Linked DNA regions of Mus musculus: regions 2, 3 and 4 are each linked to region 1. Evidence: chromatin loops called from intact Hi-C (ENCODE). Cell type or tissue: left cerebral cortex. All regions are shown on one strand.

Evidence for each region. Peaks named below come from ENCODE experiments on the same cell type or tissue, not always from the same donor. Only the 100,000 strongest peaks of a DNase experiment are listed, where the experiment ranks them.
Region 2: it touches region 1 in a loop (6-fold over the local background); 8 of 42 quality-filtered maps call a loop at or near these places.
Region 3: it touches region 1 in a loop (13-fold over the local background); 32 of 42 quality-filtered maps call a loop at or near these places.
Region 4: it touches region 1 in a loop (4-fold over the local background); 7 of 42 quality-filtered maps call a loop at or near these places.

The regions. Positions count from the first base shown.
Region 1 is chr13:25,111,440-25,119,439 of GRCm38, reverse strand. It overlaps Dcdc2a (doublecortin domain containing 2a), which reads right to left. Exons shown (of 10, transcript NM_177577.3): 7 at 34-193. Among named protein-coding and RNA genes, the nearest start is that of Dcdc2a, 59 kb to the right of the region's middle. In left cerebral cortex, CTCF peaks have their summits at 3,261 (motif pointing right) and 4,702 (motif pointing left); DNase peaks (open chromatin) are centred at 3,277 and 3,838; H3K4me3 peaks cover 811 bases; H3K27ac peaks cover 785 bases.
Region 2 is chr13:25,051,891-25,059,890 of GRCm38, reverse strand. It overlaps Dcdc2a (doublecortin domain containing 2a), which reads right to left and starts at 3,887. Exons shown (of 10, transcript NM_177577.3): 1 at 3,328-3,887. The coding sequence starts at 3,620. In left cerebral cortex, a CTCF peak has its summit at 4,410; DNase peaks (open chromatin) are centred at 3,521, 3,800 and 4,665; H3K4me3 peaks cover 1,698 bases; H3K27ac peaks cover 1,120 bases.
Region 3 is chr13:25,021,230-25,029,229 of GRCm38, reverse strand. No RefSeq gene overlaps it. Among named protein-coding and RNA genes, the nearest start is that of Mrs2, 4.9 kb to the right of the region's middle. In left cerebral cortex, a CTCF peak has its summit at 4,375 (motif pointing left); DNase peaks (open chromatin) are centred at 3,738 and 4,381.
Region 4 is chr13:24,934,360-24,942,359 of GRCm38, reverse strand. Aldh5a1 (aldhehyde dehydrogenase family 5, subfamily A1) reads left to right here and starts at 4,699. Exons shown (of 10, transcript NM_172532.3): 1 at 4,699-5,109. The coding sequence starts at 4,792. 9330162012Rik (cDNA RIKEN 9330162012 gene) reads right to left here and starts at 4,959. Exons shown (of 2, transcript NR_102323.1): 1 at 4,757-4,959; 2 at 3,311-4,575. It also overlaps a transcript of Gpld1 not described here. In left cerebral cortex, CTCF peaks have their summits at 3,425 (motif pointing left) and 4,647; DNase peaks (open chromatin) are centred at 3,444, 4,649, 5,108 and 5,851; H3K4me3 peaks cover 2,420 bases; H3K27ac peaks cover 2,041 bases.

The DNA.
Region 1 (8,000 bases):
GAAATGACCGTTAGACCGTTGACCGCAACTCACCATTGTCTGGGATTGCTTGGTGGGAAGTCTTCGACTTCACACTCTGTTTCACTTTCGTGGGTTTTTCTGAGTTTGAGTCTTTCTTCCCTTTCCTTTTCAGAGGCTGAGGAGATGAGTTATCACTAGACCCGATGGTTGACTTGGATTGCCGATAATTTCCCTAAATGACAAAACATTAGACCGTCACAACTGGCTCGTGAACTGTTCCCAGTACATTCATGTGGCTAACTAGTGAGCCCAGGGACAGACAGGGCCCTGAATTAGTTTCCAACTGTTGGTCTTAGTATCTCAGTAACCGCAAACACACCTTCCTAGAGGCAGGTGTAGCACAACACTCCTTCCCCTAGGGCTGGGGATGGAGCTCAGAGGCCCAGTGCTTACCTAGCACATGTTGAGGCCAGGATTCCATCCCATGGCACACAGAGACAAACAGAAAATGAAGCCATTCCTGGGCTGGGGAGATAGATGGCTCATTCACATGCAGGAAAAGCCCAGCATAGAGGTTGTACTTGCAATCCCAACATGGGCGGAGGGGGATCCCTAGAACTATGTGGCTATCTAGCACCCTATCCATCATATTGCCTGATGGGAAGGGTCTTGTGTTATCTCTAAAATCAGAGGATATAGATATGGATGTATGTAAAGATATAAAGTCAAATCAGGGACAGGGCTGTGACTCTGATAGAACAAGCACTTGCCGAGCGTGTATGAGACCCAGCACTCAATCTCCAGTGCTGCAAGAATGCAGTAAGTAAATAAATAGATAAATAAATACATACATACATACATACATACATACATACATACATACATACATAAACAACTCAACCATACTGGTACAATCTTTATGCAACATCTGTACTGTGCTACTGTCTGAAAATAATGTAGTAATATTAAATAAACAAATATGCCTGGAAGCCTATTATAACTGCTCATTTTAAACATTTATATATTCAGTCACCCAAAAGCATTTAAATTGTTTTAGCCATCACCCAATTAAGAACAGAAAAAAAAAATCCCCATCTTACAAATGAAGTTATTTATGCAATTTTGTCACAGCCTACAAGAAAATGAATTATGCATAGATTTATTAACAGTATGAAAACTTGTCCAAATCTATAACATTTTTGCATAATTTAATTTCCCATTCCAACTGCAATTTAGACATCTAGTTTCCATTTAATTATTGTATGATCTACAAGCAGAGTTTTTTTTTTCTTTTCTATTTTTCAGTACAGTCACTGTCTGGAGAAGACAGACAGACAGCAGGACAGGAGTGGAGCTTCTGCAGTCGCTAGCAAAACCCAGACTGGTCTGTATTTAGTGACGTCAGTACATCCTGTGACTTGAACACTGTAAAATTCGTGACAACAGCAACCCTTCACAGACGGTCAGTGCCTTATTAGAAGGTTTGGAGATGCTGTTAAGCTTGGAAGGACTCTATGGAAACCCATGGGTAAGGGAGTGGGACTCCAGCAAGGGCAGGACTGTGTGACAGAAAGAATGGAGACCTTGTTGTCGACCACCTAGGGGGTTAATAATATTACCTCATTTTCAAAGGGTAAACCACTCAGAGAAATGGTTTAGGGAACACTAAGTAGGATGGTCTGAGGGCTGGGAGGTGTCTCAATGGGTACATGTGTTAATGTCACCTTAACTTCCTCTTGGGATAGTTAGACCAGAAGCAAGCCAAGCAGGAATTCTACACCCCTCTCCCTGTGTCTTCCACTTCTGTGGTTTGTGATCTGTAGCATATCTGTTGTCTGTCTGTTGTGTGTGTCTGTCCCTGTTGCCTGTCCCAACTAAAACCTTTGTTCTATATTTATTGAACAGCATAGAAAATGTGGCATGGGAAAGGAATGGTGAATTCTCTTTTTTGCAGAAAAAAATTTTTTTTTTCTGAGACAAGGTTTTTCTGTGCAGTCATGGCTGTCCTGGAACTCACTCTGTAGACCAGGCTGGCCTTGAACTCAGAAATCTGCCTGCCTCTGCCTCCCAAGTGCTGGGATGAAAGGCGTGCTCCACCACTGCCCGGCTGCAGAAATCTTTAGCAGGGTTTACAGAGAAGTTACTTTACTGGCCCAGAGTAACACTCGGAACTGCAAACAGAGATTATCAACCTATATCCACATGTGTTTTCAACATTTTGGGGAATATTTGTTTTGTTGCTTCCAATCTGTTGACTTCTTTTAGCAAATGATAAGCAACACAACACACACACACACACATGCACACATGCACGCACACACGCACGCACACGTGCACTATTCCTGATGGTCAGGGGCATGGACTAGCAGCACATAGTTTAAGGTTAAAGCCATGTATTTAGCATTGTCTACTGAAAAGAACTCACTTTCTCCAGGCACGGTGTTTCTCCGACCCTGCTTTCTCCCCTGCTCCACATCCTGTCTCCCTCTCCCTCTCTGTTTGTGTATGTGTGTGGGAGAGGTGTGCACCCCTGGATGCAGATAGAGGCTTCACATCTGGCACCTTCTCTCTCTCTCTCTCTCTCTCTCCCTCTCTCCCTCTCTCTCTATTTCTCTCTGTCTCTCTCTGTGTGTCTCTGTCTGTCTGTTTCTCTCTCTCTGTGTGTGTGTGTGTATGTGTGTGTGTGTGTGTGTGTGTGTTGTTTAGGCGGGGTCTCTCATGAGTCCTAGTTGGCTAGTCTCTCCTCTCTCTCTTTCCCCCTCTGTGTGTGCATGTGTGTACGTGCGTGTGAGCACGTGTGTGTGTGTGTGTGTGTGTGTGTGTGTGTGTGCCTTGTTTAAGCAGGGTCTCTCATGAGTCTGAGAGTTCACCGATTGCCTACACAAGCTAGCCAGAAACCCCCTGAGGATCTCCTGTCTCCATCTCCTTCCCATAGGGCCTTTTGTGAGTTGGCCTTGCTGAAGAGCTCCTACAGCGCGCTATGACTCCGTTGACATCTCTCTCACATGCACCTACCGATGGCAGGTTTGAGCTGCCTATCCTGACAGCAATTTCAAACCTACACTACAGAATGCAATTTGGGGGGATAGGAAAATTTCTTTTTAATGTATTTATGATTTGCCTCACAGTGACTTCATGATAACTGATTGATTCGTGGAAGCAACTGAGTCTTGAGTCAAGACCATGGAAATCCTAATATTTAACCCCAAACTACTGACCATAAAATGCATTTGACCGGACATTAACAAAAACAGACCAGTTCGCTTTTCAGCGTTTCTGTCATTTTCACCTTTTTGCCACTAGAGGGCTCCCTGATCCCGTGCGGTGGAACAACGGAGGCGAAGGATCTGCATGTGTGGAGCTTTCTTTATGAAAATAAGTCACTTTTCTTTTTTATTTTGAGACTAGAATAATAACCTAAAATTATTCTCAACTTATCAACTTCTGCATTTCTCCCACTTATCAGTCGCTAGAGCGTTTTATACGATGAATTCTACTAGTTGTTTTCAGTCTACCTATATCCCAAAGCCCTATTCCTTCCCCTCCCCACTCTCCCACCCACTTTTCCCGTCCCCACTCCCCACACCTCCTTCTCCCATAGCCGTTCTTCTTCATGCAATAACACAATCAATAGGAAGCTGTGTGCGAGACACACATGCCTCACAATCTGGTTCTGCGTCCCCTTTAAGGTCAGTGCTGAGGGAGGTCGACAGAAGCGCCTGAAGTAGGAAGCTCCACCCTCCTACACAGGCCTCTCACTCATCCCCCTCCCGTGGGGCTAGACAGTTAATGATCTATCAAGCCCAGCGTTCTCCAGAGAACCTATTAATTATAGAAAAGGTGTAAATTAGTTCTGTTAAAAACCAAGCTTGTGACTGAGTTTACTGGCATAGGACGCGGTGGCGGCTCACTGCCAGGCATCCGCACACACCCTGTGTGGGTTGAATGAGAACTTGGTGTGCGCCAGGCACCATGCTCTAGATTGCTCTCTCCTCAGATGAATACCAACCATGCAGCAACAAACCTTCACTTATTTTCTCTTCCCTTGTCCTGACCAAGTTCCTCCAAGTTATTCCCTACTTGACATCAAAGGCACCAGGCATAGACTTCTAGAGAACACTAGAGAGGGAACCTATACGCAGTCAGGGTTTTGAAACCTCTAGAGGTCCAAGAACTGCAACTGAGCCCCGGAAGGAACTGCACCAATAGCTGATGGGCAAGTAAACTGACCAGCAATAACACACTCAAAGAGGTTTTGACAGAGAGCCCTCCCGTCAGCCCTGCAGCCACAGAGCCCAGGTACCTGCATCCCGTACTTAGACTCCAACCACCCTCTGCCTCTTCTATTCTTTCTCTGACATGTGTTTGCCATAATGACTTTAAACATTACAAACCAAGGGATGGAGATGGGGCTCAGTGGTCAAGAGCACTTGCTGCTCTTGCAGGAGACCCAAGATGGGTTCTCAGGACCCATGTCAGACAGCTCACAAACACCTCTAACTCCAGTTCCAGGGGATCCGACACTCTTCTAGCCTCCATGGGTACCTACTATATTCGCGTATACAAACACACACACACACACACACACACACACACAATTTCTTTCTTTCTTTTTTTTTTTTCTTTAAAAGTATAAGTCAAGGGCTGAAGAGATGGCTCAGAGGTTATGAGCACTGATGCTCTTCCAAGATGTCCTGAGTTCAACTCCCAGCAACCACATGGTGGTTGATAACCATTTGTAATGAGATCTGGTGCCCTCTTCTGGCCCACAGTTATATATGCAGGCAGAATGCTGTATGCATAATAAATAAATCTTTTTTTAAAAGTATAAATCAAATGCTAGCAGTCTTCCTTTAAGCCCCTCAGTGGCTTCCCGTGGAGGCCTGGGTGCAAGCCTTGCTTGGGTCTGTATGACTGGGCTACCAGCCCCTCCTTGTTCAGCACCAACTGCCCTGGTCTTCTCCCTCCCCTTCTCCTATTACATTCTTTATCAACAATTTGGATAACTTTGGCTCTTCTACCTCAGCTTCTTCCCTGCCATCTCCTTCCTGCATGATTGGCTCCAAGACATCTCCATCCTCCTGACACACACACAAGGACTTGAAAGATCCGGGAAGATCATGGTCAGTTTCTTTATAACATTAAATGTGTATAGTCATTCTTGGCACTTAGTAAATAAATCATCAACAAATAATGTGTTGAGTGAACACCTGACTGGATGAATGGACTGATATAATAGGTTGATAGAGCGAATGGGTTGACAGGTGATAGTATAGGTGAGTGGGTAGCTTGTAGTGTGGAGAGATGGATGGCTAACAGAGAAGATGGATGGATGGATGGATGGATGGATGGATGGATGGACAGATGGATGATGGGTGGGTAGGTGGGTGGGTGGATGACAGAGTGGGTAAGTGCATGGCTGATACATAGATGCAGATAGGTGTCAGGGTGGACAAGTGGGTGGGTAAATGGCTGTTGGAGTGGATGAGTAGATGGTAGGCAGAGTGGATAGCTGAATGTCTGATAAAATGGGTCGTAGTTCTTAATGGAGTAGAAGGATGCATGGCTGAGAGAGGAAAGATGTCGAGCAGACGAAGCTTACAGCTGAATGACAGAGTGAAGGATAGAAGGCTGACAAGGAGGAAGGCTGGGTGTTTGGTGGAGTGGGTAGGTGGATGGCTCTTGGAATGGGTGAATGGATGGCTCATAGAGTTTACTGAGGGGTGGTTGGCTGTGTGGGTGGATGTGTGGCTGATAGTTGAAGGATGGATCACTGATGAGGTGAATGGGTGGGTAGCTGATAGAGTCCGTGACAGCATGAATAATGAATAGATGGATATTCACAGCACTCTGGGAGCACTGTGAGAAGAGAGACAAACTGTCATTTTAATTTTTATATTTTAACATATGAGGGCAGGTTTAACCTTATGAGCCTCTTTTCTACAGGATGGAAATATGCCTTATACCTTAGAGTCACTTCTTCAGTGAGGCCTCTGCATAGCTATCTAAATAGGTTTTCTCTTTTTAGACTCTCATATTGTTCTGAAGGCTTTTTTTTTATTTCATTTTTATCATACTCTGTAGTTATCTCTGCTGACTTACAGAATTGTTAGGTCAACAGCTATCTCCTGTAATAGACTACAAGCATCAAAGAGATGCCTGTCTTTTTACTCATCTCTACCACCACCACCACCCCCCCCCCCCCGGACAGACAGACACCTGGACAGTCAGGCATCGTTCTGGATATTCACATGGTTGCAGAAAGCCTTCCTAAGGAAGAATCCCAAATGAATGAAACATGTGTCTGAGACATGTGCTGCCGAGCAGCAACTACCTTACATCTTTAGTGGAAATTTTAGCTTTTCAGACTTCGTACTAGCAAATACAAACTTGCAAAGCACAATAGCAGGGAACGTGAAGGGCTGAGTTGGGACCCTGTGACCCTGGGTCGGTTATCCAGTTACACTGGGTCTCTGTAGTTATACTGTGCTGCTTGTCTATAGAACTATGAGAGTGGAGAGCTAAGACTGACATGGCATGTACACAGACAGAATTCTGCCACAAGGCCCAAAGGAAAATATGAGAACAAAGTACAATTCTTAGGGCTGGAGGGATAGCTCAGAGGCTAAGGGTGCATACTGTTCTTGCAGCACACACAAATTCAGCTCCTAACACCCACCTCAGGCAGCTCACGGTTGCCTGCAATACCAGCCTCAGGGCCTCTGACACCCTTATCTAGCCTTGGCAGGTATCTGCATTGATATGCGTGCACCCCCTCAAAGGCATATACACATACTTAAACATAAAATAAACCTTAATAAATTATTTCCCAAAACCTTAAACGTATGGGTTTCATTTATCATTTTAATGGTGAAGTTTTTGTTTTGTTTTTTTTAGCTACTGATATAAATTCTCCCCTTCTCCTCCTCCACCCTGAGAGGTTGGATTTTCTAGGCTTATGTCGCCTGAGGTTGTCACTAAAGTGTCCCCTCCAGGTTACTACTCACCCATTCCCTCAGGCTACATTACTACTGATGCCTGTCTGGGCTATGCTAGGCTGTCCTGTGTGCTAGCACAACCACACAGTGCCTCAAATCAGGTCATTATGTGGCTAGACAAACCAACTCAGCATCTCTGAAAGGAAGCCATTACTAACTATTTCTTCTGCCTAGCCTCTTTCTAGTCACTGAACTACCATTTTCTCTGGCATCTGAGCTCAAAGCCCTGTGGTTCTCCCTGCTTCTATCTTCTCCATCACCCTATCTACCCAATCAGCAAGCAAGCTCTGTGTCTTCAGGAATAATAACCTCTTCCAGCTTCCCTTGCTGTCTGCCTTACCAAGTCTAGACTCGGATTGTTATACGCCCAGGCTTACCTAAGGAATCACACCAAATAAGGCTCTCTCTGCATAAAAGATCTGAGGTTCCTCAACTAACTCAGAGAGCGTCTTTCTTTAATCTCCCAGGGCCTCTCAGGCCTCCTCTACTCAAGGAGAAAGATGGACTTTCATGCTGGAGTTCAGGGTCATAAAGAAATTGACTTCTCAGGCACATCACCCTACACATGCTGAGGGTCTCTGTTGAAGTTTGTTTAGAGATTCACTGACCACAAGGTGCGAGGGTCAAAATCCATACTGCAGAGCAAGCAGGTGCATGGTGACCCTCTCTGCCATTTGCTCGGTGGAAGGAAACCTTTGTTACTTCTACACTGCATCTTTCCTGGTTTGTACTGTTTGGTTTGGTTTGGTTTGGTTTTGTATTTGTATTTGTTTTGTTTTTTCAATTTTAAGTACAGAAGCCAGGGGCACCTGCATTATGTCTTCAGGATCAAATTTAAGAGAAGGAAAAAGAAGGAAGGAGGAAGGAGAAGGAAAAAGAGAAAATATTATTTCTGAACCTAAATTCATGGCTTTTGTCTTGCTTGTCACTATTTAGGTCCTGGAGAGAACTTGGCACAGTGGGGTCTTGGGTGGACACTGAACACTGGCTACCATGTTCATGGCATCTCTCTGTACCCATTTCTCTATCCCAACGCCACCC
Region 2 (8,000 bases), 60 kb after region 1:
AGTGGATCTCAGCAATGAAACGAGCCTTTTGTGAATTTCCTGGAGGTGTGTCTATCAAAAAATAAAATATTCTGTTGTATATAGGATAATGTCTCCTGTTTTATATTCTAAATGTCTCAGACCTCACAGGTTAATGGAATGTGTGTGTGTGTGTGTGTGTGTGTGTGTGTGTGTGTGTGCATGCGCTTGGTCATGCACATGCCGCAGTTCACATGTGGAGGCTGGTTAACAGTTGTGTAGAGTGGATTATCACCCTCCATCTTCACATGGGTTCCAGAAGTCCAGCTCTCCTCACTCGGCTTACAGCACAAGCACCTTAGCCCACTCACCCATCTTGTTGGCCCCAAGAAACGTTTTGAGAAACACTTTCTAAAAGTGCTGTAAAAGAATGGTTTAAACCCTACTTGAACTTTGGAGGTGGTGTCAAAAATATTAGAAATGTCTTAGTGAAAGACGTCCCAGCAGGAAACTGATTCTCTTTCTGACAAGTATTTTACTGTCTTCCCCACCATGATGTGGGCTCAGAGCAGAAGCCCATGAATGACACTCACGCTCTTCAGCCTCTTTTGCTCTATCAGTTGCTTCGGTTGTTACACGAGCAATATGTGCAATGTTATAAAATACTAAGTTCCAAACACATTCAGCATATTCTCTTCTCAGTGTCTCTCACCACAAGCACGGGGAAATACTGACTTGCTACTCCAGTGTCTGTCAACATGGAAAACTAACCATGGGGGTTTCAGTAGCAAACTCGATTTCTGTGTGCTTAAGTGTGAACTAAAAGCAAATGTTAACCCTGCAGATCCACTCTGTACACATAAGAAGTGGTTTGTAAGACAAGCTCTGGTTGGCTGGAAGCTGTAGCTTATCGTTCTGAGTTGGTAGCACCACACCAACAAAGAGAGACAAATAACTAAAGTTTACAGCTTCCAGCTGTTCAAATCTGAATGAGATTTCCTTTCTCTATTATTACTGTATTGTATGTATTATAAGAAATATGTGCTGCCATTATATATTATAATAAGTAATATAAATTATTCTCTATCTAAGTGGCTGTTTTTGTTGGATTTGAGGCCATTGTTGTTTGAGATTGGAGCTCACACCGCCCAGACTGGCTTTGAACTCCCTCTGTAGCCCAGGCTGGTCTTAAACTCCTGCTCTTCCTCCTTCTATCTCCCAAGTGCTAGGATTACAGATCCTACTACTCCCAGCTATGGGAATAACTTGATTTGAAATATAGACATAATTCAAGATACTGGCCATAGAGTTGCCTTATGTTACAAAACCCATTTCTATCCATAGTTTTTACTTTTTTTTTTTTTCATTTTAAACATAGGGTCTCGTGTATCCAAGGTTGGCCTAGTACCACATAAAGCCAAGTTTAATGACAACTGAGAGATAGAGGCAGGCAGATAAGGTTCAGGCTGATCTTGAACTTCCTGTGTAGCAGAAAATGACCATAATTTATGATCATCCTGCGTTGCCTCTTAAGGAATCAGGTTGCCTAGTTTTATGCAGTTCTGGAGATCAAGGACTTTGCACATGATAGGCAGCACGCTCCCAGCTGAACTACATCCCCACTTTCACCATACTAGAAATTGACCAGTTTATTTCAAAGATTTGTCCAAGGGCACAGCTATAAGTAGCTAACAAAATCTAAGTCCTCTGCTTAAAGCTCCAAGTTTCTGAAGATGGAGGCCAGATGTCAGGAGTTCAAGGTCACCCTTGGATACATATGGGGTTAAAGACTAGCCTGGACTAAGGGAGATGCTTTCAAACAAACAACACAAAAACAGTTCTAAGTTTCTTTTAGACATAGGGTTCCATTGAGCTCTTTCCTCAAGGGTTAGATAAATCATGTTTAAGAGAAGTTTCAGAGAAGGAAAACATAAATCCAGAAGTATCCTTTATCTTTCATAAGAAGAAAGTTTCCATCCCCTGTGAGCAAGATCCCTAGAGCTCAGCTTGTGCAAGCCAGATGAGCACGGCAGTTATAGAGAACTTTCGTGGTATTTTGGTAAAAATGCTTCCATAAAGTTAGAAAATAATCACAGGAAACAGATTTATAATAGATGCTTTTTAACTTTTAGCTATCATGGGATCCAGGATAAATTTAAATTAAAATATTGTATTTTAAAGCTATAGAATATAGAATTATCTATGATTCCACAATTCCATTGGTAGATACAACTGAGAGATACAGAAAGTGGTAAACGGACGTCCACAGAAACATCCTTCATAACATCCCCAAATATCCATCAGCCACATAGGGTGAAGGAAAATCATTAGATCCACGTCATGGGAAACCACTCAACCATACAGTGACATGGACACCCGCTACAGTGGGGATGACCCCTGGAAAATGTTACAATGGCAAACAGAGCAGACACAAAGTCCCTTGCCATACTACTCTATCCTACAGACACAGGAAATAGCTTAGTGGTTGTCTCAAGCCTGAAGGAAGGAGAACTGGGAGGTGTCAGGGGTTTTTTTCGGGGAGTGATCGAAATGTGGTAAAAATGGATTTCTAGTGATGGTTTGCAATTCTGCAAATCACCAAAGTATATGTCAGCAAAGCCTTAAAACACTCATGCAATGTAGCTCACTATCCTGTCCACTCCCGACAACTCCCACACAAACTTAAGTACTTTTCTTACTGTACCCATCCCTTTATGGTTTGCATTAGAAGTATTGGTGTGCAGGTTGGAGGGCCTCAAAGACAAGTCAACTCCACAGCCCTGAATCTCCCTTGCTAATTCACAGGAAATGACTGTGAGAGAGCGCCCTATCCAGACAGTAGCCTAGAGATTATCATGAGCCAGACACAAAAGTCAGTGGACTTTTCCAAGCATTTTCTGACCAGCACCAGCACCCCGGATACAGGAAGAGGGCACAGCGCCTGGCTCTGCGCATTCTGCTTGCAATGAAGGAATTCAAACAATGAAGAGGGAAGTCACAACAGCGCATCCAGCCCTCGAATTAATTCGTTGTTGGTTCTTTTTTTTGGGGGGGGGGGGGTAAAGGGCTTTAAACAAACAAACCTGTAATCCCACACTTTGGGGACTGAGACAGGAGGACTGCGGAGAGTTCTAGGCCAGCTTGATCTAGTGAGTTTCAAAGGAACATTACAGACACTGTCTCAGAATAATAAAATAATCCTGCTGTTTCTACACTGTTTAACCATTCACTTAAAATCTGCACCTACTGCTACTGAAGTTAAATTCCTTCTCCAGTTTCAACTCTACCAACAACTGCCAGCTCCCTGATGGCACCCGGAGGTTGCCTCCTATCAACCACACCCCACAGAGCCGGGGCACACAGACTCACTTGAGTTTCTTGAACGCTTCCGGGCCCCCAGCCACATAGTTGCCCCCGCTCTCTATCTGGTCCAGTTTTCGGATGCGGTGGCCCGTCCTCGGGGTGTAGATGTTCCTAACCGCCCCAAAAGGCGCCTGCACACCGCCAGTCACTTCTTTGAGGAAGACATCGAAGCTGGACACCTTCTTCTCGTGAATGACGACACGCCGCCCGGCGAAAAAGGGGTCCCCATTGCGGTACACCAGCACACTCTTCACCACCGGCTGCGACAGGTGGCTGGACCTGGAGCTGGGACCGTTCATCTTCTCCGCGGGACGCCGAGCCCGCAAGCACTCCACCGGCCTGCAACAGCAGCTCGTGGACCGCCTCCTGCAGGGACAAGGAAAGCTAGCGGCAGGTGAGGAAGGGCTGCGGGGCCAGCCCTAGCAGGTAGCAATTCAAGGAAGGCGCGGCACGGACGGCCAATCAGCGCTCGCAGGCTCGCACACCTGTCTCCCCCGCCCCGAAGCATCCAGGTGTGCAGTCTGGGAACCCACGCCGCTCGGGCTTTAAACCCCTGCGCGAGCCGGGACAGGAGGGACAGCGGCGGCCGCGCGCGCACTCAAGCGCGCACACATGCACCCGGTCTCAAGTGCACAGTATTAACATGGCGAGACTCAGTGCCTAGCATCACGCATCACGTCTGCGTCGTTTCTCCGAACTGGCTTCATTTTCTTACCCTCTTCTTGCACACTAACGCCACCTGCTCATTCGCTTCCCCCACCACCACCATCCTGCCCCCCGCCTCCAAAAGCCATTTCTATCCCTACTAAAGTTGCTGGGACTTTCATTTAAGGAAAACGAAATACTTTAAAATGCATTGAGAAGTTCGGGCGCAGTGGCGCACGTCTATCATCCTAGAATTAGGGCAATTCTAGAATTGGGATTGGAGGATTGACTCGAGTTCAAGGACACCCTGGACTACCTAGCAAGTTCTAGGCTAGCCTCAAGTATAGCCAAACTAAATGAATATCAATAAACTAAATAATCTGCAGTTTAGAAGCAGAGAGACGACTCCTGACCCCGGCGCTCCATTCTGGCCAGCGCCGCCCAGTGGCGAGCCTCGGGTGGGCCCTTCGCGGTGGTACCTACCGACACTCGCGGGCAGTGGGGGAGGAGCTGGGGGAGGGGCTCAGGTGGGGGCGGGGCGGGTTGCAGACTCTGGGCCCCGCACCGCTGTGAACCCTAAGCGGCCGCGCGTCTCTAGCACCGGTGCTCCCGCCTCCGCCGTTAGTGTCTTCAGAGGGCCTGCCTAGGCCCGCGGGGAGCCCGGTTTGTTTTTTCTCGCCGTTTCCATAGCAACTGCAGCCTCGCGCCCAGAGCTAGCCTGTGAACTAGGCCTGGAGCGCGCCTGCCTCCCTTGAGCTTCTCTGGCTGCCTCTGGCATCGAAGTCGTGAGGGGTTTGGGAATGAAGTTATCATACCCAGCGCTGTGCTAGGGTGGAGCTTGGACACCCACACACAGCTAGGTAGGTGAGACCCTACAGTATTTTCTGTGCTTACTATGTGACGAAGGATTAAAGAAGACTTAAGTGACTGAAGAAGACGTGCTGTGCCCAGAGCCTCCATGCTAGCTGTGTAAATGATTAGACTGTGAAATCCAGATAGAGTGGAGATTTTAATCAAGAACTTCGGCAAAGATGCAGGTGGTGGAGAATGCCTTTAATCTCAGCACTGGGAGGGCAGAAGGCTGGAGGATTAGCCACAAACTCAAAGCCAGCCTGGTACAGAGTATGATCCTACCGACCCCACCACCAACCGCAGCTCCCCAGAAAAACTTCAAGCATACAAACAAGAACCTCAGAAGGGCCAGGAGTGCTGACACAATCTTTAATGCCAACCCTTAATAATAATATAATAATAAACAACCTCAATATAGCTACTTTGTCCTGTCCAGCTGTCCAGTTTGGGGTGCTTATAAAAACACAGATATAAATAGTTCTGCTGAAATGAACCAAACCACTGTTCCCCTTACTCCTATTAAGTCTTTAAAAATATGTCCATTTTTAAAGCAGACATTGCCTTTTGAACGGGAAATGCCCCCCAGAGGCTCCTGTGTTTGAAGACTTAGTCCCCAGCCAGTGGAGTATTTGCTGTGAGTGTGGAACCCCTTAAGAGGTGGGTCCTGAGGTTGACAGACTTTCTCTCCAGTCTCTGATTCCTGATTCACATAGTTGTGAAGGAGCAGCCACCATCAGCTCCTGCTGCTGCCAAGTGACCACATGCCACTGTGTTCCCAAGCATGCTGAACTGTATGCAACCCCTCAGACGGCGAGCCAGGATAAACCTCTCCTTATTTCACTTGTTTCTTGTTACCTATTTGGTCACATAGACAGGGAAAGGAACAGCAAACAACAGCCAATAGCAGCAGGTGTTCCTAACTCATCGTATTTGAGCAAAAATAAATTTTTAAAACTGTACATTAATCATTTAACAAGGTACCAAGCATTAGGTAAGGCACTTACACACATTATCTAATTAATGCTCACAATGATCTTCAGATGTAGAAGAGGATGATGAGAGAAACTAAGGAAATTTACCTGAGTAAGTTACACACAAGGCTTCAAACTCCATCTTCTCCCTTACCCACACCCCTTAACCATGCTGACATAGCAATCTGAAACATGAACCAGCATGAGGGGATTACAACATGGAACAGAAGAATTGCAGTTCACCACCACCATCAACAGAGAGAGAGAGAGAGAGAGAGAGAGAGAGAGAGAGAGAGAGAGAGAGAGAGAGAGAGAGAGAATCTGATATGGCTCAGGCTAGCCTCAAACTTGCTCTGCAGCACAGGATCATCGTGAGCCTCTGGTCCTCCTGCCTCCATCTCCTGAATACTGTAACTGTAGGTGTGCTCTGCTACTGCACAGAGTGCTGGAAATCAAACTTGGGGGCTTCATGCACACTAGGCAAGCACTCTACCAACCAAGCTGCATCAGTGGCCACAGAAATGTTTTCGTTAACATTGTAAACTGTAATGGTGCCTTGAACGTTGGTAGCATTCAAAGGGTCCAAGAACACTGAATAACACAGCAAGTAAGAGGGGAACTTCTGGCTCTGGGGATACACAGGTGGAAGGTCGGTGGGGAGAAGAACTGTGAACAGTCAGCTGAGCACTCCGACCTCCCACAGTGTAAAGCCCCCTGCTGCCCACGCCAGCCACACCCAAAATGAAACTGTTCAAACAGCTTCCCACTGAAGGAACAGAGCACTAAATGAAGATCACAGTCATTCTGGGTGTGGGTCACCAGTCTGTGAAGCCACCCACATCTGTATTTCATGCCTTTTGTGATGGTGTCACCAGCTGGATTTATCTCCTGAGTCCACTCTTGATCATGGAGCCTTAAATAAAAGCTTACCTCCATCTTCACCTCCCTGTGCTGAATAAAAAGGGTAGCAAGAGAAAGCCACTGAGCACTGGCTTCTCCCTTCCTCCCATGTCCTGCTTTGTGAGTTGTAGGGTCGGGAGCTGCTGCTACTGCTCCTGTCACCTTGGGTCCACCTGCTACCGTATGTTTACCGTATCCTTCGTTAAGTTGTTTATCAGGTATTGGGACAAAGCAATGAAAACACAGCACACATTTCCTTAAAATATTCTCTTTTTCTTTGTTTCCCCTGGAGGCTTGAATAAAAAGGGCTTCCATAGGCATTCAAAGAATGGCACCTTTAGGTGTGGCCTTGACTGAGTAGGTGTGGCTTTGTTGGAGAAAGTGTGTCAGTAGGGCGTGTGGCCTTTGAGGTCTCAGAAGTTCAGCATTTTCTTCCTTCTGCCTACAGATCTGGGTGTAGAATTCTCAGCATCTTCTCCAGCAATGTCTGCCTGCATGCTGCCATGCTCCCTCCATGACAGTAATGGACTAAACCTCTGAACTGGTAGCTAACACCAATTAAGAATTTTCCTGTGGGGCATAGTGGCACATGCCTCTAATCCCAGCCCTCGGGAGGCAGAGGCAGGCGGATTTCTATATTCGAGGCCAGCCTGGTCTACAGAGTGAGTTCCAGGACAGCCAGGGCTACACAGAGAAACCAAAAAAAAAAAAAAAAAAAAGTTTTCCTTTATAAGACTTGCCATGGTCATGGTATCTCTTCACAGCTATAAAATCCTAAGACCTTCCCTTTCTCTACAAGTGGACTCCTTTACTCATTTGCTCAAAGCTGAAACTTGAACATTGCTCATCCTTATACATTTAATGGCCGCAGAGAAACAGCCAACTGCAGCACAAAATAAAAGTCTGTGTATCTTAACCCCTCTCCCTCCCCCCCTCCCTCCTCCTCCCCCTCTCCCGCCTCTCCCCCTCCCCCTCCCCCTCCCTGCTCCTTTCATTTGCTGAATTGGTACTGAAGTGCTTTTGTGTTGCAAAACCCCAATAGTGAGCAAAACAGATCAGAGGTGCCCTAAAGTAGAATTAGAAGTTGCTCCCTTGGGAAGGATGCTGCTGTGTGTAGGACATAGGAAAAGTTCGCTTCTACTAAGTGTGTAAAAGGTATCTATTTTCCGATCTCCTCAGCCAGCCCATCTGAAAGAATGCTGCAAAACAAAGGTGTTCTTTTCCCCCTTTCTAGCTTAAAATTCTGCTGCTGGGCTGGCAAGATGGCTCAGTGGGACTACTCTTCCGAAGGTCCTGAGTTCAAATCCCAGC
Region 3 (8,000 bases), 90 kb after region 1:
GAGAGAGAGAGAGAGAGAGAGAGGGAGGGAGGGAGGGAGGGAGAGAGAGAGAGAGAAGAGGAAAGAAGAAAAAGAGAAAGGGAAGAGGAGAGAGAAAAGAGAGGTGAGAGGGCAAAGGAATAAGAGAGCGAGGTGCGGGCTGAGCACCCCTTTTTATGGTCTTCACTGTTGCTAGGTAACTGGGGAGGAGTTTATACTGAAGGTCAGAAGCTTGGGCCATTGCTTACATGACTACTGACCATGCTTTTCTTGTGGGGGCTGTGGGAGGTGGTACCTTAGGCAGGGGCCGGAGTTCCAGGAGCATGAGGGAACGCCTACAGTGTCATGAAGGTGAATTATGTCCATCGGGGTTCAGACCTCAGCTCGACTGGAGACCAGCCTGCAATTCCGCAGGTACAGATGTCATAAACAGTGTCTAAAAATATACAAAGCAGAAGCCCATTAAGCAGTCGTGCTTCTGCCTGCTCAAGGACTCACGGTAGGCTGAGACAGGCTTGCTGCCTGTCACCCACCGGGTTTCACCAAAGGAAAAAATAGTGCAGGCGGAGATTCACGATTTGTTGCTATTGTTGATACATTGTGCAAATCCTTTCATTTCCACCATTCCAAGGTATCTTTTCTATTCTCAGAGTGACTACAATGTTACACAACCTTGGGTGGGGTGGGGAGTCTGTGTCTACCGGTTCATTCTTTGTCAGCTTAACACCTTGAGTTATCTGGGAACAACAACCTCAAGTGAGAAAATGCCTCCATCAGATTGGCCTGTAGGCAAGTTCGTGAGACATTTTCTTGATTAGTGACTGATGTGGGAGGGCCCGCCCACTGTGGGCAGTGCCGTCACTGAGCAACTCATTCTGAAAAGTGTAAGAAAGGTAGCAGGTTTGTACCACAGTAAAAGCCAAGATTTTAAGCTCTACTAAAAACAAAACAAACAAACAAAAAGACTTCCTCTATTTGTTCATTAAAAATCTAATAGTGATATATTATTTTAAAATAACATACAGCTAATATAGAGTTATTTAAAATTTATATTGAGAAAAACATGTATCTTCAGTATTGCTGTAGACAAACATCTACTGTTCAATTGACTGTTGTTTTATATCAAACAATTTTTATAATACTTATTTTTATTGTTACAATATTTTATGAATTTTAAAGAATATGATTAAAAAAACAAAAGGTATTGTAGGGTTTTTTTTTAGGGGTGGGGGCTCTCCGGGAAGAGTTGGGGTACAAAAGGGAAAGAAGTATGTGGTGTACGTCTATTTACTCAAAATATGTTTTTAAATGTTAACAAATTCAGATAAATTGAAATTGTGTATCTTTTCTCATCATAATGCAATAAAACTTAAATCAAAAGAAGAAAGAAAGGAAGAAAGAAAGAAAGAAAGAAAGAGAGAGAGAGAGAGAGAGAGAGAGAGAGAGAGGGAGGGAGGGAGGGAGGGAGGAATGGAAGGAAGGAAGGAAGGAAGGAAGGAAGGAAGGAAGGAAGGAAGGAAGGAAGGTAGCAGTATGTTAGCCTGTAAAACAAGCCAGTAAGCATCTCGTCTTTGTGACTCCTACATCAGTTCCTACCCTGGCTTCCCTGGGTGATGGACAACAAGCTCTCAGGGGAAATAAACTCTTTCCAGCCCAAGCAGCTTTTGATTGCGATGTTTATTGCACCAATAGAAAGCAAACCAGGCTGTGGGTGGGAGGGCGTGTCTTTTTAACTTTGAGATCGTCACTACTGTTGAGTGCCAGCCAAAACTGGATGCGGTGGCAACACACCTGCGATCTCAGTACGAAAGGGGTAGAGGCAGGAGAATCGGGAGTTCACAGCCATCTTCTTCTACATAGCAAATTCAAGGCTAACCTGAACTATGTGAGACCCTGCCTCAAAACAAACAAACAAACAAACAAACAAAGCCAAAGAAGAAGCATCAGAGTCTGGAGAGATGGCTCAGTGGATGAAAACACTTGCTGCTCTCTATAGCGAACAGTTTCCAGCACCCATGTGACAGATCAACGCTATCTGTAATTCCAGTCCCAGGAGGATCTAATGCCCTCTTCTGGCCTCTGCAGACACAACATATATATGACAAACATACAAAGCAGCAAAACACACACATAAAAATAATTTTTTAAATAAACAACCAACATCAAGTACAGTTAGATGATTATGTCTGACTCCATTGTCAGAAGGCTGTGGGTACGGAGGCTCAGGCCTGCAATCTCTGCACTCAACAGGCAATAGCGGAAGACCATGGGTTTAAGGCTAACCAGGACTGCAGACATTCTTCTCAATAACTAAACCAAAACCATGGGGTCTTATTTCCTTTTTTAGATATCTGTTAGTGTTTCATTCATGGCTTTCGAAGACTTTTCCCAGTTCAGTAACGCTTGTAAAATGGTACTGTCACTGCACATAGAAGATATTCTGTTTTGTTTGCTTTAGGGTCAAATGACTTAGGTCATGGTGAATTTTAATAAAGAGAAGGCTGATTCTAAAACCTACCTCTTGCCGGGAACAGTAGGGAGAGAAGTTAACCATTACAAGATAACAATTCTGCAGCAAGTGATACCACTGATACAGAAGTTACTGGTTAACTGAGCCCAGCTTCTAGCATTAATGGGAAGGATGGCCTTAATAAGCTATGTTGTCCTGTACCATTCAGAGCCTGGGGATTCTCAGTCAGCAGACCAGCACACAGAGGTATTACAAAGACCAGGTATCTACTTGCATGTGTCAATCCCTAACTTAATGGTAAACTACAGCAGATCTATGATTATAAAATATGGCGCTGTTCAACCCATCAGCTTTAAACCCCACTAGATACTTCACTGACTTTTCAAAGGAAACAGTAGCGCCCATTGGACTAGCTTTGGAGGTCACATGTTCAATCTGGGATACTTCCTGAGGGTGCTCTTGCACAAAACCATTGGTTTATTCCTCACTGCCACAGAAAGAAAAAAAATCATGGCATACAGTGTCTCTGTTAGTAAACGTAAAGATTTTTAAGAAGGTTTGAGTTGATTTTGAAAGAGAAAAAGGACAAGTTAAGTTAATGTCAGGAATGGACTCAAGGCAGAAAGAGGAGGAGGAAGAAACAAATCACACACATTTTTAGCACAACCAAACTTAGGGTGTGGCATGTACCGGAAGCCTTACCCATTAACTTGTCAACTGTAACTTGTTAACTGCCTTGGCAAAGCAATGGTTATGATGTGGTTATATTACATATGCAAACTAGAGTTTGGTCCCTTGTCCAAACTCTCACCACATCATCCAGATATGAGCATGCTCAGTAAGGCATATGGGATTTTCCTATGTGTGAGTGTGTGTGATGCTGGGAATTGAACCAGGACCTTATGCAGGCTAGGTAGGCTCTTTACCACTAAGCTGCAGCCACAGCCCTGCTACCACATATACAAGCTCTAAGTGACTTAAGACGCCATTAGCTGGCACTTAACAAGTGTACACATCTATGGGATACAGTGGTATATTCAGTTTGTTTACGAGAGATGCAAAGTCCATCAGATCCGAGTAATCGGCATATGCATTGTCTCAACACCGACCATGTCTTCATATGGGACTGAAACCCCAGTTTGCTTTTGAAATAAACAGTTGCAGCCAATCATAGTTTGCCTGAGGCGTTCAACGTTGTTAGAATTGTCCCTCCAAATGAAATGCGCTCTGGTACTCATGGATGAATTTAACTTTAAGGTGAATTCTTGAAGGATGCCCCTCAGTTGGTAGAACGCTTATGGAGTATGCATCAAGCTCCGAGTTTCCTCCATCTGCAGCTCTGAATAAACCGGGTGTGACACCACACGCCTATAAATAACCCCAGCCTTCAGAACTGGAGACAGAACCATCAGAAGTTCAAGGTTATCTTTGGCTACACAGACATTTTTAGACGAGTTTGAGCTGCATGAGACCCCATCTTTCCTTCTTTCTGTTTTTTTAAGGTAAAAACAAAACAAAAAAAAATCAAAATCAAAACCTGATTTTTAAAGATTGCTCACGAAAGCCTACAAGGTAAAGACACTTGACACACAAGCCTCACGACCTGAATTTGATCCCTGGAACCCAGCTTTAAAAAAAAAAAAAGTGACCATGCACATGTGTAATCGAAGCACTCCTACAGTAAGATGAGAGGTGAGGCAGGAGAGTTGTTTCAAAGCCAAAGCCAAAGCCAGCTACACTAGGGTATGCAACAAGGCAGAGACAAACAAGGAAGAGCCTGCCAGAACAGGGCAGAGAGAAAACCAACTCCCCAAAGTTGTCTTCTTACCTCCACCTGCACACATGCACAAAGCACACAAATAAGACAACAATAAAAATTATTAAAAAAAAAAAAAAACAAGTTGAACACAAGGAACAGTGCACCCCCTTGTGGCCAAACTCTTCAAACATGGGGGCCTGATCTTGAAACTTCAGAGCCCTAAAGAACCAGGTTGCTGTAAAACTTGAATTTAAAAAGAAAAAAGACTCAAAAGGCTGGACCTTCACGTTTCAGAAAATAGACACAAACAGGGCTGGTAAGATGGCTCAGCGGGTAAGAACACTGACTGCTCTTCTGAAGGTCCTGAGTTCAAATTTCAGCAACCACGTGGTGGGTCACAGCCATCCATAATGAGATCTGATGCCCTCTTCTGGTGTGTCTGAAGTCAGCTACAGTGTACCTATTTATTATAATCAATAAATCTTTGGGCAGGAGCAAGCAGGGACTGAGCGAGAAGAGTTGATCGGAGCAAGTGGGGCTGAGCGGGGCCGACTGGAGAGAACAGAGTCCTAAATTCAATTCCCAACAACCACATAAAGGCTCACAACCATCTATACAGCTACAGTGTACTCATATACATAAATAAATATATCTTTAAAAACAGACAAATAATATATACAAGTCAAAATGATTTTCAGGGGCCTAGAGAGATGATGGCTCAGTGGTTAAGAGCATTTACAGATCTATGTTAGTGGCTCACTACCATCAATAACTCTGGATCAAGGAGATTCAATGCCCTTTTCTGATATTATTGTATTTATATAGTTATATATACATATTACATATTATAAATATAAGTAAATACAAAAATGCATTTCTACATTTAAAAGGGTAAATTTTAATAGTGGTAGGGTCTAGCACTATTAGTTTTGCAAACTTTATTTATTCATTTATTTATATTGTTAAACATATTAATTGCATGCCCATGTTTATAGATACATTATTCGCAATAGCCAGAAAAATGAGCCAGGCTTGATGCCTATCAATGGATGAGTAGATAAAGAAGATGTGGTGAAGATACACAGTGGAATTTTATACTGCAGGGGGAAAAAGTAAAACTGTGACCTCTACAGCAGAACAGAAACCAGAAACTGGAGACCACTGTGCTAAGTGAAATAAGCCAAACTTAAAACAACAAATACTCACATGTCTTCTCTCATACATGGAACCTAGATTTAAAAGTGTATGTGTGTTTGTGTACTATAAATTACACATTTATGTTCGTATTAGTTCATGAAGTGATAAAGGGACTCACGAGAGGAGAGGGATATATCAAGGGAGATGGGAAATGGGGCAGTGGAGTAGGTGTGACAGGGAAGCAAAAGAGGGGTGGACTGAGTGTAGACAAAGTCAGCTTGGGGGAGGAGCCAAAACGGCGGGAGGGAAAGGAGCAGAGGAGAGTATAGAGACACACAGTAATGAAGAGCATTGATGCTTAGCCTAAAATGTTAATTTTTAAAATGAAAAACACAGAACTTAACAAACGAATATGATCCACTGCAATATTTCTACACGTGCATGCAATGTGAGTTTTGAAATTTTGATTCCCCCCCCCCACTTAGGGCTTTTTTCGTTTTATTGACCATGGATTCTTTTCTCATATCATACATCCTGGTTATAGTTATCTCTCCTGCCCCTCCCACTTCCTCCTCCTCCATGCTGTGACAAGAACAAGGCAGCCCTCACCAGAAACCAAACTGACAGAACCACCTTGCCTTGGACTTCCAGCCTCAAAAGTTTGGGGCTTAATAAACCTTTTTTTAATACATAAAGTTCTTAGGGTGGTGGAACCCCAGAGATAAGCAAGCTGAAAGAGCCAATAGCTCCTACTACTGCAGAAACCAACGAAAGGGAAACAGCTGCCCCAACAGGTCCCAAGAAGCCAGGTGTTGTCCACCTCTGAAAAGAGGGAAGCACCAGATGGGAGAAAGGCCAACCCTCTCAGAGGAGCCTTCAGTTCCAATGACGGCTGCCCTGAATGATGAAAGCTGAGAGGGCTTCCTGGTGGAAGACCTTCAAAACACTTTTATTTGTTCCTTAGAGCCTGAGTAGAAATGTCCTGTGGGGTGCATCATCGAACAAGAAAAGGACTGACAGCTGATAAAATAGTCTCTGTTTTCCAAGAGCTGGTCTTATTTACAGAGTTAAAAATATTCACAGGTCAGAGTAAAAGGAGGCCCAGAGGGGAGGGGAACGTTTCTCTAGGTATAAAAACCCTAGCAAGCCCCATGGAGGCAGGGACAGTGGGCATGGGAGCTACTGGACAGACTGAGGCCATGGGACAGGGCTGACTGTGGCCAGGGAAGTTAAGGGCAAAACGCTTCTCCAGCCAGCAGGGTTGGGCCTGGCTCTTGGCCTGCAGGCTCCATCATGGCTTTGATCCTGGCAGGTGCTCCAGGAATTGCATAGTGTTGCAGAAAGTGTGGCTGTCCCCAAGCCCTGGCCCATAGCCACCAGGCACCCGCTTCCTGCAATGCATGGCTCACATGTCAGGGTTATCAGGACGCTGATCATTAGGGCTGGGAGCTGGGATTGGGAACAAACCAAGAGGAGAAGCAGCAGATCTGAGCCCCCACAAAGGGTTGCCCTAGGAAAGCCTCAATGTGGCATAGAAAATGTTAACTTTATTTGGTCTGGAAGCTTTGCCCTCTGCCATAGTCAGTAGCTCATGACTCCTTTCTAAATAAAATTGTCCAGAACACTGGTGTTGACTCCAAATGTCCCAAACCAAAAGATCTCTTACATCTTTAATAAGCTTTTGCCAGGCAACCCAAAGAACTTAGAAGGAGAGGGATCTCCGAGCTTCGCAGCTTAGAGGAGGTGCAGGATAGGATGTGAGGCCCTAACCCTGGAAGCGGATCCTACCGGTCAACCCCACCTTGAGGCTTAAGCAGCGTAAAGTTCAATCCCACCTTGAGGTGTAGAGGGGACTAGTTAGGATACAAGGCAAGATGGATCCCCTCTGCAGGAGACCGATTGATTTTGTTTTTCGGATAAGGCTAGCCTGGACCTTACTATGTAGCCGAGGCTAGCCTTGACTCTAGTTGCTCAGCTTCCATTTCCCATGGGCTTAGGTTATAGCACATACCACTACACCCAGCTTGACGTTGGTTTGATTTTTTTTTTCAGATAGAATACTATAGTCATGGGTGGGTTTTTTTGTTTTTGTTTTTGTTTGTTTGTTTGTTGGTTTGTTTGTTGGTTGGTTGGTTTGGTTGGTTTTTCGTTTTGTCTTGTTGCAGTTAACCTGATGTGCTGTTTGTCCATTTTCTCCCTTAATTTGCAGTGGCTTTACCTTTTCTTTTAACAACTTCATGGTGGAGAAAAGTCCTAGATTTGGTGCTAATTCTAGGGCTGGATACAATGACCTAATATGTGCTTTACTGCTCAGACAGTTTTGAGTCCTGAGTAACAACGTGCCACATTGGCCTGACATGTCCAAGGTGTTCTGTTCAATGTCCTAACCCTGCTTTTAAAAACCTAAATAAAGCCGGGCATGGTTGGCGCACGCCTTTAATCCCAGCACTCGAGAGGCAGGGGCAGGCGGATTTCTGAGTTCAAGGCCAGCCTGGTCTACAGAGTGAGTTCCAGGACAGCCAGGGCTACACAGAGAAACCGTGTCTCGAAAAACAAAACAAAATAAAACAAAAAACCAATAAACATAAATTGGACTATTAACAAGACCATGTGTCTGAACAGCTGCCAGCACTTGCCCAATGTTTTTCAAAGGTC
Region 4 (8,000 bases), 180 kb after region 1:
TGGGACAGTAGGTGTGAGCTCAGCATATCAGACTAACTTTTTGTTAAGTGAGAAAATTGACGTATAAATCTAGAATTTTAGCTCTCTATACAGAACCAAATAAAAACCCCAAAGAACTGACTTCTGGCCCTACATCCCTCTGTGACATGACACCCAACTGGAGTGGGGAACCAGTGTCCCTAGGATGAGTAAGCTCTCCTCTGTGTCCTCTTGTCCTAGCCACCCACAGTCAGTGGCGGATCCCCCAGTATTACTATGCGTGCTGAAGTCTCAGTTGGCCTGCCTGTCCCTCTGAGCCTCCTAAAGTCTGCAGGTAAGATGATAGTGATGCTAAATTAGGACCTAAGAGCACCCAAGAATAGTCAGTCAGCCAATAACAGAAAATTGGGGGTGATGGCGTTTACTGTTGTCCCAGAACTCTAGAGGCTGAAAACGGATGGTTGATGGAAGTTTGAGGCTGGCCTGGACCACACTGGGACCTTTTCTTGAGAACAACAACAGGGCTGGCAAGATGGCTCGGTGGATAAAGATACTTGCCAACAAGCCTGACTGATGACCTGAGTTTAGTCCCCAGGACCCACACGGTGGAAGGAGAGGACTGAGTCTCCACCCGCATACACAAGTAAATAAATGCAGTAAAAAGCTTAAAACAACGACGAGAAGATAGCAGATAGAGGACTGGCAAGAATCACCAGGTGAAAACCCTGACTAAAAGAGCTATTTAGGCAGATATACGAAAACCAAGCCACATAAAACACCAGAGAAGGTAATGGGTTCCATTACTAACCAATACTAACCCCGGATTCCTTATATATTTTATACATTCGAAGCTTAGAATGACCATATTTGTTAATGCAACAAAAACTGGAGGAATCCCTCACTTAGTGCCATGTGATGGCTATGCAATAATGTTGCTTTTTTTTTTTTTTTTTTTTTTTTTTTGAGAAACGCTGGGGAGATGCCTTTTACTCATGACATCACAAGCATGAGGACCGCATTCCCACCCTTACCAGCATTTAAAAGCCAGGCACAGTACTGTGCTCCTGTAACTCCAGGGCAGGGGAGGCACAGGCAAGCAGATTCCCGGAGTGCATTGGCCAGCCATCCTAATCAAATCAATGCACTCCAGGTTTGGAGAAAGACCATCTCAGAAATAAAGAGGAGGAAAGCTATTGAGAAAGATACCTGATGTTGACCTCTGACCCCTATATCGTACATGCCCACATGTTTATGAAAATATTTTCCCCCCTACTGCTATCCACCTTGCTAACGCAGGCCTTTTTTATAAAGAGACAGTGTGATTCCATCACCCGGAGCTTCTCTGAAATGCAAATACAAGTTGAAAAGCAAGGGTGCAGGTATCCTAGGAGCCTGTGAGAATGTGTGCCTCATTTGCATACCAATCCTGCTAGCTTCAGGCTGAGGGACCTTGTGCAAGTTATTAAAATATGCTTCTGCTTCTCTGTGACTCAGAGGTAATAATAGTTTCCACCTTATGGGTCATTGTGTTTATCAGATGAGCCAATGCACAATGCATTTTAAGTGGAGATCAGTATACTATAAGTGCAATATTCCTTCACAACTATCATTCAGAAGAAAACTCCCCCACCCAAAAGACTCACCAGGGACTTCTATTATTTTCCCTGTTGATTTTTGTTTAATTTGGGTTTTGTGGCATGGGGGATCAAATCCAGGGCTTCCTTCATTTTAGACAAGTGTTCTAACACTGAGCTATATCCCCTACCCATTTATTGATTTCGTTCCTATCAATAAACCAACTTTGCATTCAGTTTAGTCAGTATAAGATTATTTCTAAAAATTTAGATATGGGTATAAAACAAAGTTGGATGAAGTCAATTTCAATTGAAATGAAAACTAGTCTCCATATGCAGATAAATGATGAAACACAATATTTTTTTATAAAGCTGCATGTAATTTAGGCTCTCCTCAAACCATCTATGTAGCTGAGTTATGCCTTGATTTATTTAAGTGTGTGTGTGTGTGCATGTGTGTGCGCGCACATGCACGCCTGTGGAGATGAGAGGACAAGTTTCAGTACACACACACACACACACACACACACAGACACACACCTGCTTGAGGCAAGGTCTCTCTTCATCTTTCTGCTTCTCAGAGTACTCCAGGCTAACTGGTGCATCTGGGAGATCCGTCTGCCTTCAGCTCCCACCTTGCCATAGGAGTGGTGGAACTGCAGCTATACCCACTGCATCCACCTTTTTACATGGGTTCTGCAGATTGAACTCCGGTGATTAGGCGTGTAAGGCAAGCACTTTTACCCACTGGGCCATCTCCCCAGCCCTTACCTTGAATTCTCCATCTCTTTGTCTCTACATCTCTGTGCTGGAAATGCAGGCCTGAGCCCCCAAGACCAGCTTTAGATACAATTTTAGCGTTCAAAATAAAGCATAGCTTTCTATGTCACTGTTAGGAATAATAATAGCTCATCAGGTGCTTGCAGCCAAGCCTGATGACCTAAGGCCAATCCCAGGGACCCACATGGTAGAAGGGGGAAAAAAAAATCAATCCTGGCAACCCTCCAGTTCTTCACATAAATAGGTAAGTTTAAAATCTAGGAACTGGAAGCTCATGGTACCCAGGAACCCAAGGGGAGAAGAGGCTCCGCCCCCCGTGACTGCGTTTCTCCTGTGGGTCCTAGTGAGCACCCATCCAAGATCCGGGAGTCACGGGGAAGAGGCTGGAGGGAATTGTTTCCACTCCAAACGGGGGCTTGCTGGGGAGAAGCATCAGTGTAGGAAGTTTCGGGTGCCACTTAATGGACTTCTCAGACCATAGGGACAATTGCCTTGGTGAGCTCCTTCCTTCAACAAGTAAGTAAAAGCATTTTACTACCGCGTTGCTGTGAAGATTAACAGTAAGACTAAACCTAAATATTGTGTGCTTAGGCTTTTGGGAATTTTTGTGGGTTTTTTTTTTCTCACTTTCTAAGAAACAAACAGTGAAAGTGCTACGAGACTTCGGTGTTACTCCTAGAGCGCAAATGCAAGGCGGGCAACTCAGCTGAAAAGGAGAGTAGGCAGAGCTTTTACAAAGTTTCTCAAGCCAGGAGCGGTGACTTGCTTGAATACTCTCAGATTGATACCGTGGATTCCCTGAGTTCAAGACCAGCCTGGGCTGCATAGTGAATTTGACGTTGGCTTTGGTTACCAAACAAGATGTTTTTCTTTTATTTCTGTTTTTTTTTTTTTTCAAGATGAATCTTTACAGAAATAAAAGAAAAAAGGGGAGGAAGAGAGAGAGAGAGATAACGAGAGACAGTGAATTCTATATTGGATCCCGAGACACAAAGCCGATTTCAAGTTTGGGGTCTACAGTGATTAAGACAAGATCTGAAGGAATGTCCAGAGAAGATAGAATGGTCTATGAGTAGAGCGCCCCCTACAGGCAGCAGGAATACAGGCCGGCCAGCTTGCGATAGCTGAGAAAGCCACCGGAGGCCCTCCTTATCTTGACCGCTTCTCGCTCCAGTTCCCTTAATAAAATACAGGACAAAGTAGTGAACACACACAGCACATATGTGTGCACACCTACCTGTACACACAATTAAATCCTGCTATTGAGACTTCTGCCAGATGTATCTGGCACATGACTGGGAGGCTCTGACTCAGCAGAAGACAAAGCCAACAATTAAAAGAACATCCAAGGCATTTTGCAAATACAATATTCTAACTGGGGCATGTAGTGCTCGCCTGTAATTCCAGAACTCTAGGAAGGAAGACTGCGAGATGTAGGTCATCCTAGGCTACATAATAACATGTTTTCTCAATAATAACAACAACATTTGACTCCACGTATTCTGAACACAAACCTGCTGTTTCTTTTATTCAAATTAAAACTTAGGGTTTCTTTCTTCTGCAGAGTTTGGGGCCCAGATGCAGCAGGAGGATGAAGATTTTGTTTAAGGTGATAGTGCTATGTTCAATCCTCACACCCCTGTTGATTTCTTTTTTAAAATAGGGTCTCAGCCTTGAACTTACCGAGAGCCTCCCAAGTGCTGGCCACAACACCGGGCTTATTATTACTTCTAGGATGATTGTTTCCAGTTACTAAACTTCAGCTCTGTTAGTTGCTTGATGTACAGCAGCTACGTCACGAAGCAAAGGGCAGTGGCTTGGGAGCACCACTGCTCAGGACCAACAGAGGACACACACAGAAAGCATGCAAGAGGAAGCCTCACTTCGACCCTAATTGAACGGTTGCCCCAAATCTCAGTACTCAGGAGCGCTGTGCTCCGAATTCATGAAGGGGATATGTAGAAAAGCATGCAAGGAACCGATCACTGAGCCACACTTCACCCCTCACTGAACAGTGATCCCCAGTTCCAATGCTCAGTAGCCCGAGCATATGAAACCGCGAGTTTGGCCTTTGGTGCCTTCTTTAGACGGAGTGCATATTGCCGGGGCTGGGGAACTGGGGAACAGAAAGTGCTCCCGTCACAATTAAGGCCTAAAGAAATGACAGGTGAGCATCCGACATTGAGAACGGTGAGTTATGTGCACGAATTCATCTTGCTGGGAGTCTTTCCATTCGCAGGCCCTGGAGAAGAACGTGCGGGGAACACAGTTCAAGCTCTGTCTCCTCGCAGCTCCAATCTCAACAGCTCAGAGAGAGGGCGCTCTCGGTGTCTCCGCCACCCCGCGCGTCCCCGCCACCCCGCGCGTCCCCGCCGCCGGGCTCCCGCTTTCCCGCGACCCCTGAGATCCTGCAGCTCGCTTGCCTGTCCCTTGCCGGTGTCGCCGCTACTGCCGGGCCATGGCGACCTGCTTTCTGCTGCGGAGCTTCTGGGCCGCGCGTCCTGCGCTGCCGCCTCCCGGCCGCTTCCGCCCGGAGCCCGCAGGAACCCCGCGGCGCAGCTACGCCAGCGGCCCCGGGGGCCTCCACGCCGACCTACTCCGCGGGGACAGCTTCGTGGGCGGCCGCTGGCTCCCAGCCCCCGCCACCTTCCCGGTGTACGACCCGGCCAGCGGCGCCAAGCTGGGCACCGTGGCCGACTGCGGGGTACCCGAGGCCCGCGCTGCTGTGCGCGCCGCCTACGATGCCTTCAACAGCTGGAAAGGGGTCTCGGTCAAGGTGAGAGCACCGCAGGTGCGGGATCCCGGCCTAGAAGGAAGCAGAGATCCACAGAGTGAAACAAAGTGAAACCGGTTCCTCGGGATACACAGTACGGAAAGCCAGAGCAAACAACAAAAAGAGATAAATTAGTTTGGAGCATGCGTACGGTTATCAGATCCCCTTCCTACATGTATCGACAGGTGTGCATAATAAAAGTGAGCTATGTCAGCCAGCCTATCTGAGAGAGAGAGAGAGAGAGAGAGAGTAGAAGGAAGATGAGAGAGAGCCCTGTATGTGAAAGCTGTATGTAGGGAATGTGTATCTGTATATGTAGGTTGCATGTTGGGGCTGTATGTGTAGGAGCTGTGTCAAGGACACTGAGAAAGGACATGTGAGCTTCGTTCAGAGGAGGGAAAAAGTCTAGGGGCATTCTCTGACTTTAGGTCTAAATGCGCTTACTAACAGAGATGGCTGGACAGTGGAGGGTAGATGGTGAGGACAGAAAATTATTTTAGAAAAATTCTTCCTCCTTTATTTTTGATAGTACCCCTGCAGCCAACCCCATGAAATCATAGTCTCTTTATCCTTCATTTCCTGCTGCTGTCTCCTGATGAGGGTACAAGCACTAGAGCCTTCACATTGGTCCACCCTTCGTGGGGGTGCCACGTATTTCTGGAGGTGCTTGGAATACAGAGTCCAGAAAAAAGGTTGGGGGAGGCTGGAGAACGGTTCGCCTTTTGAGATGTACTTGCTGCTCTTGCAGAGTTTCTGGGTTCAGTTCTCAGCGCTCCCGGGGCAACTCTCACCAGTTTGGGACTCCAGTTCCAGGGGATTGCTGAAGGCACACATACATGCATGCAAGCCAATGCTCATATGCATAAAATAAATGAATCTTAAGAAAATCCAGCCCCTTATAGAGCTTACGTGATGTTTTGGAGATCCAAACTGCAAGCTGTAAAGAGCAAGGAAGTGTGCTGGAACTGATGAATAATGTGGGGGCAAAAGACACATGCAGGCCCAGAGGTCAGAGGAGAGGCCAAGGTGGCCATTTGGGCAGCTTACAGTGACAGGAGTGTGTCTTCCTGCAGTTCCCGAGGCCAGAAGTCAGAGGCTGTGCTGGCTAAGTTCTATGTGAACTTGGAATAAGCTAAGGTCATCAGAGAGGAAGGAGCCTCCATAAGACTGGACTATAGGGAAGCCTACAAGACATTTTCTTAGTTAGTGATCAGTGGAGGAGGGCCCAGTCCGTTGTGAGTGGTGGCATCCCTTGTCTAGTGGTCCTGGGTTCTATAATAAAGCAGTCTGAGCAAGCCATTGGTAAACAGCACCCCTCATTGGCCTCTGCATCAGGTTCCTGCCTCCAGGTTTCTGTCCCTGTTTGAGTTCCTGTCCTGGCTTCCTTCCCTGATAAACAGTGTTGTCGAAGTGTAAGCCAAATAAACCCTTTCCTCACCAACTTGCTTTTTGACCATGATGTTGTGTTGCAGCAATAGAAACCCTAAAACAGAGATCAAGATGGCGGCAGGCCTGGTTTCATCTGAGGCCTTTCTCCCAAACTTGTAGACATCATGCTTTTTCTCCAATTGGTCTGTGTGGTTCTATCACCGTGGCCTTCTTCTGGGGCCAGTTGTTGACTGAAGGCCTAGCTGCCTTTAATCACTTCTTTAAAGACTCATTCTGAGGCACTGATGAGGTGACTCGGGGCTTCAACACCTCCCTCTAGCAGGGGGCACATTTTCTCCTATAACATCAGGGTTGGCCTTTCTGAGGATATTAGGTATAAGGATGAAGAGAGGCAAGGGGAGATCCTGAGCAACTCGGGAACATGGCTACTGGGCTTCCAGAACAGCAAGGAGGCCCTTGTGGCCTAGAGTGGACCAAGAACTAAGAAGAGATGCAGGGAGCTGTCACAGAGCTTGGGGAGGAAGGAGCTGCTTCATTCAGGACCTGTGGACCATCTAAGGACTTCCCAGTAGACTTTGATAATGGTAATGGGAGTTCTGAAAGAGGCTGTAAGAGGGCCGTGGCCGATGAACGGGCCTGTGCTTGCTTTTGTTATTGTTGTTTCTTTGTTTTGGGAATAGGGAAGTTCTTGAGGCATGCTAACTTGATAAAGAAAATAATTTTGTTTTCCCTATGGATTTAGCTGGTAGGAATCCACAATCAATAGTAGCCTGTACTGTTTGGAGGTCTATGGGACCTCAGTGGCTAACAACTCCAAAAGACATTATCCATTGCTGGTACTGGGTTCTTTATTTGTCAGCATGTGGTGCTTAAAAGGGTGTTGCTATCCTGTTAGAGAGTAACTTATTTTAAATCCCTCTATCTATGGAAGCTTTTATAGTAGACAGTAGGTTTCCATATGACTTTAAAAAAGAAAAAGAGAGGTCTTTAGTGTTATTAAAAGCTCTTGCCAGTGCTGTGGGTTACCTCCCAGAACATGATGGTAAGACCTATTGCTGAAGACACCAAATATTTGAGTGATGGGACAAAGAGGCATCAAGCTAGACGTGATGTAGAAATTTCACTTCTATCGCTGTCGTAGAGCTGGACAGTGCTGGGTGTGTGCTGGCTGGATTGTCTTGTCAACTTCACACAAGTAAGTCACCTGAAAAGAGGGAATCTTAATAAAATGACTGGCCTATAGGAAGACCTGTAGGAGATGATCTTGGTTGATATGAGATGGACCAGCCCATTGTAGATGGTGCCACCCTGAGCGCCCTTGAGTATGTAAGAGAGGAGGCTGGGCAAGCCATGAGGAACAAACTAGTCAGCAGCTCTCCTCCATGGCCTCTGCATCAGTTCCTGCTCCCAGGTTCCTGCCTCCAGTTGCTGTCCTAATTTCCGACTGTGATGCAGAAGTGTAGGATAAAAGAAGATGCTTTTCCTCCCCAAGTAGCTTTTGGTCA